Linked DNA regions of Homo sapiens: region 2 is linked to region 1. A link is an interaction called in ENCODE POLR2A ChIA-PET data of the cell type or tissue named here. Cell type or tissue: PC-9. All regions are shown on one strand. Links, peaks and the distances in the headings refer to the core of each region. The heading gives the core; the rest is flanking DNA.

The links. Peaks named below come from ENCODE experiments on the same cell type or tissue, not always from the same donor. Only the 100,000 strongest peaks of a DNase experiment are listed, where the experiment ranks them.
Region 2: POLR2A ChIA-PET joins it to region 1 with 5 read pairs; 2 of 35 experiments call an interaction of 5 or more read pairs at or near these places.

The regions. Positions count from the first base shown.
Region 1 is chr15:90,092,825-90,100,844 of GRCh38, forward strand. All of the region lies in intron 1 of IDH2 (isocitrate dehydrogenase (NADP(+)) 2), which reads right to left. Among named protein-coding and RNA genes, the nearest start is that of IDH2-DT, 5.3 kb to the right of the region's middle. RefSeq lists an enhancer at 2,602-3,126. In PC-9, for the core only: no CTCF peak of the experiment used is centred there; a DNase peak (open chromatin) is centred at 2,927; H3K27ac peaks cover 784 bases.
Region 2 is chr15:90,534,101-90,538,181 of GRCh38, forward strand. The region is part of intron 1 of CRTC3 (CREB regulated transcription coactivator 3); the gene reads left to right. Among named protein-coding and RNA genes, the nearest start is that of CRTC3, 6.2 kb to the left of the region's middle. In PC-9, for the core only: no CTCF peak of the experiment used is centred there; no DNase peak of the experiment used is centred there.

The DNA of each region.
Region 1 (8,020 bases), core at 1,818-4,317:
GCCTTGACCCCCGCAAAGTGCTGGGATTACAGGCGTGAGCCACCGTGCCAGCCTAATTTTAAAATTTTTTTGTAGAGATGGAGTCTTGCCCTGTTGCCCAGGCTGGCTGGACTCCCCACCCCACCCCCACTTTAATCTGGCTAGGTAGAACTACCCAAAAACATGCCCAGCCCACCAGTGGCCAAGAGGGTGGGGGCCAGTCTGGCCTGTCAGACCCTCTCCCCCTGGAATATGAAGGCAGAGGAGATCAACACAAAGAACACTGGCTAGCTGCGGCTGCCTCATCCAGCACCAAATCAGTAAGAGGTTGTCCAGGGGCTCCTGCCATCCAGTTCCTAAGGAGGGCCTGGGTCCTCTTTTATGTATTTACTTATTGTTTAGAGTCAGGGTCTCTTTATCTCTCTCTGTTGCCCAAGCCAGGCTCAGACTCCGGGGCTCAAGCAATCCTTGCACCTCAGCCTCCTTAGTAGCTGGGGCTACAGGCCCATGCCAAGATATTACTTTTGTCCAAGACTTAGTTCTTTATAGTTTTCCCTGCAATTCTATGAGCTACGCTGTGTAGCTCATAATAAAATCCTCTCCAAGTTAACCAGTCACTAACTTTGTCTGTTGCGTGCAACCCAAGAGCCCTCAACTAACTTGTGGTGATAAAGGAAATAGTATAGATAGGTATTGAGTGCCTACTATGTGCCTTACAGTGTACCAATGCTGTACAATGTGATTCCATTTAATCCCAAAAACAACCCCAAGGAGGTATCATTACCTCCATTTTATTTAATTAATTAATTTATTTATTTATTTATTTATTTTTTGAGACAGAGTCTTTGGTCTGTCACCCAGGCTGGAATGCAATGGCGTGATCTCGGCTCACTGCAACCTCTGCCTCCCGGGTTCAAGCGATTCTGCTGTCTCAGCTTCCTGAGTAGCTGGGATTACAGGCACACGCCACCAGGCCCGGCTAATTTTTGTATTTTTAGTAGAGACGGGGTTTTGCCATGTTGGCCAGGCTGGTCTCGAACTCCTAGCCTCAGGTGATCCACCCACTTTGGCCTCCCAAAGTGCTGGGATTACAGGCGTGAGCCACCACGCCTGGCCATTATCTCCATTTTAAGTGTGGGAAACTGAGGCTCAGAGAGGTTAACAGCTTACTGCCCAAGGTTACAGAGCTTGAAAACAGCAGAGTCACGAGGACTCTGACCCTATTCAACAGGAAGGACAGGCTTACAGCACCTGCGAATGGAACTCAGAACCCTTGATCCCAGCCGACGCAGGTGGGTCAGTCCTACCAGAGAAGCATCAAAGGACTCAATGAGGGGCTGATCAGAGGTCCAGGGAGACCAGTGGAGGGTAGGGGGCAGGGGACGCTACTGAAGGAGAGTCTGACTCGCAGGAATACCCAACAGTCTGGGAAGTGAATTTCAAAGAAAACTCAGGAACTGGCCACCTAACAATGAATCAGTACAGCTGCCTTGGACAAGGCTTGTTGAACCTCAGCCTGCAGCAGATAGGGGCACCGGGGCACCAGCCTGCTCCTCTGCCCACAGCCTGGGAAGAAGCAGCAAATGCAGAGCAGGGAACAAGATCTAATAAAACTTCAGTCACAGGGAAATCTCACCAGCTCAGCTGAGAGCTGTGCCCTTTCCTCAAAGCAGCACTCCTCAGCCTCACTTACAGCCCAATTACTCTTGTGTTACACACAGTCCTTAGAGAGGTGGTGATGTGTCTTCAGCTCCACTCTAGATTAGACACAGCAAATCAGGTGAAGGGAAGAGAATGATTATTTGAAAACACTGGGTTGGGGCTGGGTGTAATGGCTCATGCCTGTAATCCTAGCACTTTGGGAGGCTGAGGCAGGTGGATCACTCAAGGTAAGGAGTTCAAGACCAGCCTGGCCAACATGGTGAAACCCCATCTCTACTAAAAATAGAAAAATTAGGCATGGTGGCACGTGCCTATAATCCCAGCTACCGAGGAGGCTGAGGCAGGAGAATCGCTTGAACCCGGGAGGTGGAGGTTGCAGTAAGCCAAGATCACGGCACTGCACTCCAGCCTGGGCAACAGAACGAGACTCCATCTCAAAAAAACAAACAAACAAACAAAAAAAACTGGGTGGGAAGAACTGACAAGGGACAGAATACCTGTGAAAAGCAGGCCTAGAAACCACCTCGGCACATTTAAAACAAAAGTGATTAAAGCCTAACAGACCTCAAACAACTGACTTTCCAAAGATATGCAAAGAGTTTGTTTTTTTTTTTTAATCTAAAAATAATCTTAGAGATCATTTAGGGGGAATAATGAGACTCAGAGAGTGTGGTCTGCATCAGAGGCAAGATAGAGCCCAGGTCCCTGACCCAAATGCAGCCTCTGGAAGACCCGTGGGTCAGATGTAGAGAAGCAGAACACAAACACAGCCTTGGACTATTCCATTCCCTAGAGAACAAAAGGTGGCTGGCTGCTGGCTCTACTGCCTTTCCCAAGACGCGATGGGGATTTTGAACCCAATCTACAATATTCCTTCACTTTTTTCTGAAGCTTGAGTGGAAAGAGCTGCAGAACCTGCGGAAAGTCTGTTGAGCTGTTGCAGAGCTAGTTTAGTTCTGGGGAGCATCTCCTATGAGTTAATTTGAGGACAGCTAATCAAATTTGTTAAAAAAAAAAAAAAATGAACTATCATAATCAGGAGCCCTAAGGAGAGACTCACTTGGGGCCAGTTCTTCAGGTTTCAGCCTCAGCCTGGGCTCCACGGTTGGGCTTCAGGCAGGCATGGCTAGGAGAGTTCAAGGTCAAGATCAAAGACCTGATGTGTCAAACCCTCAGAGACCACAGGACCTGATTATTTACTCACCGGCAGGTGCTAACTAAGCACTTATCCAGTACCCCACTGGGATACTGAAATGCCTAAAACACAACAGTGCCTGCCCGGAGGCAGTGAATGTGGAAGGGGAAACCTACAGGTAACAGAGAGAGAGCAAGCAGGGCTGTCACCAAAGTCAGGAGTGCCCAGGCCTCCCTGGAAGCAAACATCCCAGGGGAACTGAGAACAGCAACATGAGCCAAGGCCAGCAGAGACTTGTTCTGCTTGTTCCAGGTACTGGTTTTTTAAAAAAATCTTAATTGGTGACCAAGTTTTAAAAATCAGTAAATCTCAACAATAAAACAAATAACTCAACGTTAAAATGGACAGAAGACTGGCTGGGCACCGTGGCTCATGCCTGTAATCCCAGCACTTTGGAAGGCTGAAGAGGGCAGATCACTTGAGGTCAGGAGTTCGAGACCAGCCTGGCCACAATGGTGAAACTCTGTGTCTACTAAAAATAGAAAAAAAATTAGCCTGGTGTGGTGACACACACCTGTAGTCCCAGCTATTTGGGAGGCTGAGGCAGGAGAATTGCTTGAACCCAGGAGGTGGAGGTTGCAGTGAGCAGAGATCATGCCACTGCACTCCAGCCTGGGTAACAGGAAGACTCCATCTCAAAATAAATAAATAAATATAATGGACAAAAGACTTAAATAGACATTTCAAGTCCAAAGATGATATACAAATGGCCAACAAGCACATGAAAAGATGCTCAACATCACTAATCATCAGGGAAATGCAAATCAAAACCATAATGAGATATCACCCCACTATCCCCTCACAACCACTAAGAGAGCTACTATCAGGAAAAGAAAAACAAAACAGAAAATAAAGTGCTAGCAAGGATGTGGAGAAATTGGAACTCTTGTGCCCTGTTGGTGGGAATGTGAAATGGTGCAGCTGCTGTGGAAAACAGTATGGGTGTTCCTTAGCTAAAAGGAAAAGAATTACTGCCGGGCACGGTGGCTCGCACCTGTAATCCCAGCACTGTGGAAGGCTGAGGCGGGTGGATCACGAGGTCAGAAGATCGAGACCATCCTGGCTAACACAGTGAAACCCTGACTCTACTAAAAATACAAAAAATTAGCCAGGCGTGGTGGCAGGCGCCTGTAGTCCCAGCTACTGGGGAGGCTGAGGCAGGAGAATGGCATGAACCCGGGAGGCGGAGCTTGCAGTGAGCTGAGATCGCGCCACTGCACTCCAGCATGGGCGAAAGAGAGCAAGACTCCGTCTCGAAAAAAAAAAAGAAAAGAAAAGGACAAGAATTACTATATGATCCAGCAATTCTGCTTCTGTATATACATCCAAAAATATCGAAAGCGGGGTCTGAAAGAGATATATGTATGCCCACATTCATAGCAGCAATGTTCACAACAGCAAAAGATAGAAGCAACCCACGTGTCCATCACAGATGAATGGATAAAGACAATGTGATACAGTCCCCCCTTATCAAAGGTTTTATTTCCATGACGTCAGTTACCTGTGGTGTCAGTTACCCACAGTCAACCATAGTCTGAAAATAGGTGAGTACAGTACAGTAAGATATTTTAAGAGATCACATTCATGTAACTTTCATTACAGTATATTGTTATAATTGTTCTATTTTATTACTAGTTATTATTGCTAATCTCTTACTGTTCCTAATTCATAAATTAAACTTTATCATAGATCTGTATGTATAGGAAAAAAACATAGTATCTACAGGCTTTGCAGTTTCAGGTATCCACTGGGGATCTTGAAATGCATCCTCCAAGGATAAGGGGGACTACTGTTATCTACATACAATGGAATATGATTCAGCCTTGAAAAGAAGGGAAATTCTGACACCTGCTACAAAGTGGATGAACCTGGGGGGCATTATGCTAACTAAGTGAAATAAACCAGTCACAAAAGACAAATACTATATGCTTCTACTTACATGAGGTACCTAGAATAGTCAAATTCATAGAAACAGAAAGTAAAAAGGTGGCTGCCAGGGACTGGGGACGGGAAGTGGGGAGGTATTGTTTCATGGGTAGAGAGTTTCGGTTTTGCAAGGTGACAAAGTTCTGGTGATGGATGGTGGTAATGTCTGCACAACAGTGCGAATGTACTTAACAATACTGTACACTGAACAATGACTAAGATGGTAAGTTTTATACGTTTTTTACCAAAATAATAAAAATTTAAACCAGTCAAAAAAAATCAGGAGATTTTATATAAAAATCTAGAAATGCAGCAGGCACTCACTCATGGCAAGGATGGGCTGGGCTGAAGGCGGCCTCTCCCTTCACTCCATGACAGCCAAGTGCCCTCCAGTGTGGCCCAGGGCACTGGAGTTTGAGACCCCTGTCTGCTGTTCAGCCTGTATGGTGGAGATACAGCCATGGTCTGCCCTTCTCTGAGAGATAAGTGGTGACAAGCTACCTGAAATACACAGAGCAGCAGCTAGGCCTCCCTGAAAACCTCCGAAGTGACAGCCACCACGAATCTTCAGCTGATGCATTGCACAAACACTGTCCTCTTGGCGAGAGTGCAGGATGGAATTACACCAGTCACCAGAGGCACGTTAGGCTGACTCTCCTCCCTGTCTGGGGCTCCTAGCACCCAATACCAAGTAAGGATTTCAAAACACATCCCTGGCTTCTTGCTGCTCCCAGCAGGAGGCTAGAGGTCCAGCCGCAGGCAGCCAGCCCCAGGCATAACTGCTCCCTCCACATTCCTACCCATGCTCTCAGCAGAAAGGCTGCTCAGTCAGCATGTCCCAGCAAAAGATCAGAGAGTGGGGAAAGGTTCCAATTCCTGGGGGCTCAAGAAGGCAGGACAGCAACTTTGTATATTTTATGTATGTATGTATGTATGTATGCATGCATGTATGTATGTATGTATGTATGTATGTATTGAGACAGAGTCTCACTCTGTCGCCTACACTGGAGGGCAGTGGCGTGATCTCGGCTCACTGCAAGCTCCACCTCCTGGGTTCAGGCAATTCTCCTGCCTCAGCCCCTGAGTAGCTGGGACTACAGGCGCCTGCCACCACACCCAGCTAATTTTTGTATTTTTAGTAGAGACCGGGTTTCACCATGGTGGCCAGGCAGGTCTCGAACTCCTGGCCCCAACTGATCCGCCTGCTTCGGCCTCCCAAAGTCCTGGGAGCCACCGCACGCGGCCAGAACAGCCATTTTGGAACAAACTCTAGTAGACTCCTTGGTGTCATCCTTCATTCCTTCCCTTCTCTCACATCCAAACCACCAAAACCAGAAGCCACCCTCAGACAAGCCCACCCTTGCCATAAGTGAGTGCCTGCTGCGTATCTAGATTTTTATGTAAAATCGCCTGAATTGGAACCTTTCCCCACTACTGGCTCCTCCTTCAAAATATATCCAGAATCCAACCACTTCTTCACCATCCCCAGCGCCACCACCCAGGTCCAAGCCATCATCCTCTCTTGCCAGGTCCCTGAAGCTAGAATGCTCCCGATAAGATGGAAATCAGGTAACGATACTCCTCTCAAAACCCTGCAAAGTAAAAGCGAAAGCTCTCAAAAATGGCCTGTGAGCCCTCTACAGACCCCACTGCCGAACCTCATCCTGTCACTCCACCTGGTGCCTGCTGAGCCAGCCTTCGCACCATCCTCTCTGCTCTTCCATCATGCCCTTGGCACCTGCGAGTCCCTCTTCCCCCAATACCGAAAATGGCCTGCTTCCTCCCCTCCTCAGCGATTCCTTCAGTGAGGACTTTTCTGGCTGCCCTATACAAACTTTTGTGCACACACCTTTCTTGCCTGTTTCTCCTTAGCTCTTCTCTTTTTGGGGGGAGAAGGGGGAGGCAGGGTCTTGCTTTGTCACCCAGGCTAGAGTGCAGTGGCACAATTGTACCTCACTGCAGCCTTGACCTCCTGGGCTCAAATGATCCTCCTGAGTAGCTAAGACCACAGACATGCACCATCGTGCCTGGCTAATTTTATTTTTTATTTTTGTAGAGATGGGGTCTCACTATATTGCCCAGGCTGGTCTGGAGCTCCCAGCCTCAAGCAATCCTCCCACCTCAGCCCCCCAAAATTCTGGGATTACAGGTGTAAGCCACAGTGCCTGGCCTTCCTTAGCTCTTGTACCCATATATCATACTAGTCAACATCTATCTTGCTTACTGTCTGCCCCCTCCCACATCAGAATTTGAGCTCCTAAGGGTTTTGAAAGAGTCTCTGCTGGTTTTATTCCCAGCTCTATCCCCAGCACCCGGCATGGTGTCTGGCACAAAGTAGGAGTATACTACTTTTGTCAAAGACATAAATAAAGGTCAAGTTGAAGTCAACTCCATCTGTGGTCAGGGCTGCCCTGCCCTCACCTTCTGTTTCACTGAATGTGTTTCCTCCCCTCTCACCCATCTGGTATGCATTGCCACACAGGGGCCAGTGAGTTCTTACCAGCAGCCTGCACCAGATGTACACGGGTGGCATCTCTCTCCAGCAATAGGCCCCATGCCCTGAAGAAGCTTACAACCTACAGTGTACTAATATTTGCAATCTGCTGGTATTTTTAACATGGGTTTACAGAGTATAAACCCCAGGGAAGGCCACAGACCCTGGCTTCCAGTAATCTGAGAGCAGTTTCCAGCACCTCATACCCTGAATGGAACCAGCCCAAGGGCCCTCAACTTCACACAGAAGATGTGGGAGCAGGCCTCAGCCATTCCAAAGAGGCTTTTCCTCAGTACCTACTAGGCCTAAACACAACCACCCCAATCAGCTCTGGCAGGGCAGCTAGGGCCTTATCTGACGTGGCAGAAAGATCTGCACACTTAAGGGGCAAGAATTAAGAAGTTTCTGGGTTAGGAGTGAAGGAAGGCTAGATAAGTAATTCTGCCACTGAGCCGTTCACAGAACTGGTCCGCACTGCCCCAAGCTCTAACTTACCAGAAACATCACCAGCAGTCGCTGGAAGCCTATGGCGTTGCAAAATAGGAAAAGATGCGTGCAGGAATTACCAGGCAGCAAAGACACGGGGCTCTTTTAGCCCCAAAATATTCTTTCCTTGTCATCAAGGGGAATGCCAAGTATTCTGTCTCCAGCTGCGTTGCCAGGTAACAAGCTGGCAGAGTCGCAACTGTAGAGTCTGATGTCCAACTCCAACACCAAGCAATTTCCCCATTCATAACCAACCCACATGGGGACTTCTAGAAGGG
Region 2 (4,081 bases), core at 1,582-4,081, 440 kb after region 1:
AGAGGAGGAGGAGGATTTTAGTAGGAGATGTGATAGTGGCATTTACTAAGATGGTGGCAGTCGGGAGGCAGAGCGGTGAGCAGATTGATACTTAGGAGGTGGAAAGGGCCAGATTTTGTGAATGGGTGAGGAAGGTGAGAAAGAGGGAGGGCTGGAACCATTTCAGGGTGTTCTTCATTAAGTGGACACTGGCAGGAGCAGGTTTGTGCGGAAATGCTGAGTTTGAGGTGCCTGTGAGGCACATAAGTAGAGATGGTCCAGCAGGCAGCTGTTTAGATGGTTTTGCAGCTCGAGAAGGAAGGCTGAGCTACTGAGAAAAATGGGGGAATTTTTGTTATGTAGCCACAGAAGTAGATTTGGCTGCCTAGGAAGAATTGATGGAACAGATATTGTAAACTGGTGGCTTAAGTTCTGTATTTTGCCCTCTAACATGTTTTTGGTTTTGGCCCAAAATGTGGTTAGTTGGTTGGTTGGTTGGTTTTAATTAGGGCTAACAATGAATATTGGGATTTTATAGTAAAATCTGGACTTTGGTTTCTTTTGAAAAATGAGATAATCCAACGACACTCACCCGACATTTCTGGACGGCACCAGTTGCCTGGAGCTGAATGGTGGCTGCCCCATTAGAAAGGCCATGGATGTGGTCTTCAGTTTGCCACAGTCCCTACCACCCTCTAAGGTATTCTTTGCAGTGATCCCAGACTGCTTCACTTAGATTCCCTGCTTGGCAGCTGTAGGCATTTGAGTTTGTTACCCTTGTCAGAAGGTGAACTGTGAGGCCAGGCGCGGTGGCTCACGCCTGTAATCCCAGCACTTTGGGAGACCAAGGCAGGCGGATCACCTAAGGTCAGGAGTTTGAGACCAGCCTGACCAACATGGAGAAACCCCGTCTCTACTAAAAATACAAAAAATTAGCCAGGCATGGTGGCGAGTGCCTGTAATCCCAGCTACTCAGGAGACTGAGGCAAGAGAATCGCTTGAACCTGGGAGGCGGAGGTTGCAGTGAGCCGAGATTGTGCCATTGCACTCCAACCTGGGCAACAAGAGCGAAACTCCGTCTCAAAAAAAAAAAAAAAAAAAGAAAGTGAACCATGAGGAGGGCCTAGGAGAAGCCAAAGGAACTAAGGAACTACACCATTTGAAAGGGAGGTGGAGGAGCTGGCCAAGAAGGCTTGAAGAGCAACCAGAGGGGCAGGAGAAAGCCAGGAGTACTCTTATGAAGAGGAGGGAATGCCGACCAGCTGAGCCTAGTGCTGCTGACTTGGTCTGACACAAAAGATGTGTCCTTTGGTCTAGTCATGTGGAGGTCATCAGAGGAGGTCATCAGTAACCTCGGTGAGAGATGCTGTATTCTCAGGGTGCTGGGTGAAAGGCTAATTGTGAGACGTTGAGGAGTGGACGGGGGTGGGGAATGGAGATAGGGTTGGAAACTTATTCCAGAAGTTTGGCTGTGAAGAGCAACTTGTGTTGAGGAACCAGAGGACTAACTCAGCATATCACCCTGGAGTGTTGATTGGACTTGAATATTTGCGCAGACTCATTATTTTCATGTGAAAATAAACCAATGATAAGACATAGATATGTCATAGATTAGCGAGCTCTCAGGATGGAGGAGAGAGAGAAGATGGAAATATTAGGTTTGGGCTAAATATTGAGGACTTTCCTTTTGCGAGGCACTGTAATCCCTTTCACATGTTGTTATCTCACATAGTCCTCAAAATGAGCCTATGGTGTGTATATCTGGAATTTTCCTCATTTTTGTGGATGAGTAAACTGAGGCTTAGAGAGGCATGGTTGCAGAGCTGGTAAGTGGTAGAGCCAGGGTTTGAATCTAGCTATCACAGTGAATGTCTGTATACTTAGCTACTTTAATTTCCCTCATAAGGATCTTCAGCTGCTTTTACTCCCTGCTGTAAGGTATCAGTATCATTTGTTGAAAAGACTTTTCTTTGCCCATTGAATTGCTGTGGCAATTTTGTTGCAATCAGTTGGCCATATAAGTGTTGGTTTATTTTTAGACTCTTTTCTGTTCCAGTGATTTGTATATCTGTCTTTTTGACAATAGCACACTGTCTGTATATTATAGCTTTATAATAAGGCTTAAAACCTGGTAATTTAAGTCCTCTAACTTAGCTCTTTTTGAAAATTGCTCTGGCCAGGTGCCATGGCTCATGCCTGTAATCCCAGCACTTTGGGAGGCTGAGGCGGGTAGATAGCTTGAGCCCAGGAATTCTAGACCAGCCTAGGTAACATGGTGAAATCCGTCTCTAAAAAAAAAAAACGAAAATTAGCTGGGCGTGGTGGCGCGTGCCTGTATTTGGGAGGTGGAGGTTGCAGTGAGCTGTGATTGTGACACTGCACTCCAGCCTGGGCAACAGAGACCCTGTCTCAAAAAAAAAAAAAAATTGCTCTGACTATTCTAGGTCATTTGCACATCCATAAATTTTAGAATTATCTTGTCAATGTCTCTGAAAGGACCCGCTGGGATTTTGGATTGTAATCGTGTTGGCTATTGTGAGACTTTTCTCAAAAAGGAATTAATGAGGCCTGGATCTCATTTCCTGTAGGCATTAAAGAAAATTCCACTAAGATGTGTGACTGTAGGCCAAAGGTCACTAACTCAGTAAGTGAGGCAGGTAAGGAAAATGAATGGAGGGGCCAGGAATGAGATGATCATGGCAGCTGATCCTGGGCCATCGTGAAGGGATAATAGGGTACAGTGAGGACTTGGCAAACACGATCTAAGGGGGTGGCCTCTTCTCAGCTTCATCCAGCGATGCCATGCAAGAACATGGGTTCAGTGTTGTCTGATCTTTCAATCAGGAGAAGTTGGAAATCCATATTTTTATGCAGTGTCCTGATTTTTTCAATTGAAATTTAATACACTGAATGGGTCAACATCTGGTGGGTAAACAGAACACTCTAGGTGAAATGTGGCCTATGGGCTGCCAGTCTGTGACCTCGGCCTTAGGCTAATCATTCTTTGGTTCACATGTTCATCATCTGTAAACATGAAGGTGTTGAAGACAGTCTCAAAGTTCTTTTTCTAGCTCAATGAGTCTAAATTTCAAAAGAGGAAAATGTCAAAATAACTCAGAGTTTGAAGAGGTAGCTGAGATCAGCAATAATGATAATATCTTAAGTTGACCAGAGCTTTACATTTGACATACCACTCTTGTGTCTGTGTCATTTAATCCTCACTTTATCTTGTGCAGGAGGCGTCAGAGTTGTTTGCCCAACCACACGGGAGTTGCAGGTTACAAAGTCACATCATCCGATTCCAGGTCCAGTGCTTTTTGTTTTTTTAGAGTCTCGCTCTGTCGCCCAGGCTGGAGTGCAATGGCGCCATCTCGGCTCACGGCAAGCTCCGCCTCCCGGGTTCATGCCATTCTCCTGCTTCAGCCTCCTGAGTAGTTGGGACTGCAGGCGCCCACCACCATGCCTGGCTAATTTTTTTGTACTTTTAGTAGAGACAGGGTTTCACCGTCTTAGCCAGGATGGTCTCGATCTCCTGACCTCGTGATCCGCCCGCCTCGGCCTCCCAAAGTTCTGGGATTTACAGGTATGAGCCACTGCTCCTGGCCTTTTTTTTGAGACAGAGTCTCACTGTGTCACCCAGGCTGTAGTACAGTGGCATGATCTTGGCTCACTGCAACCTCTGCTTCCTGGGTTCAAGCAATTCTTCTGCTTCATCCTCCCAAGTAGCTAGGATTGCAGGCATGCACCACCACAGCTGGCTAATAGTTAGTAGAGACGGGGTTTCACCGTGTTGGCCAGGCTAGCCGTGTTCTTTTTTAACAGTCTTTGAAGGCTTCGGAAATAGGTGCTTTGGGAGGGAGAGCAGTTATGGGGGATTGTGAGACGGCCTTCAGCTCAGTTGAGGGCAGGTCCCTATCTGGATTTATAACTTAGTTTGGTTGAAGTGTCAAGGCTTTTGGGTAAGAGTTGAAGCCTTTGTGAGAACTCTCTGAAGGCAGGAACTTTAGCATACATTCATCTTAGTAAGCCAGTGCCTGGCATACTACCTGACACACAGTTAAGTTTTTGTATCAGTAAATCAATGGATAAATTGATCCTTCAA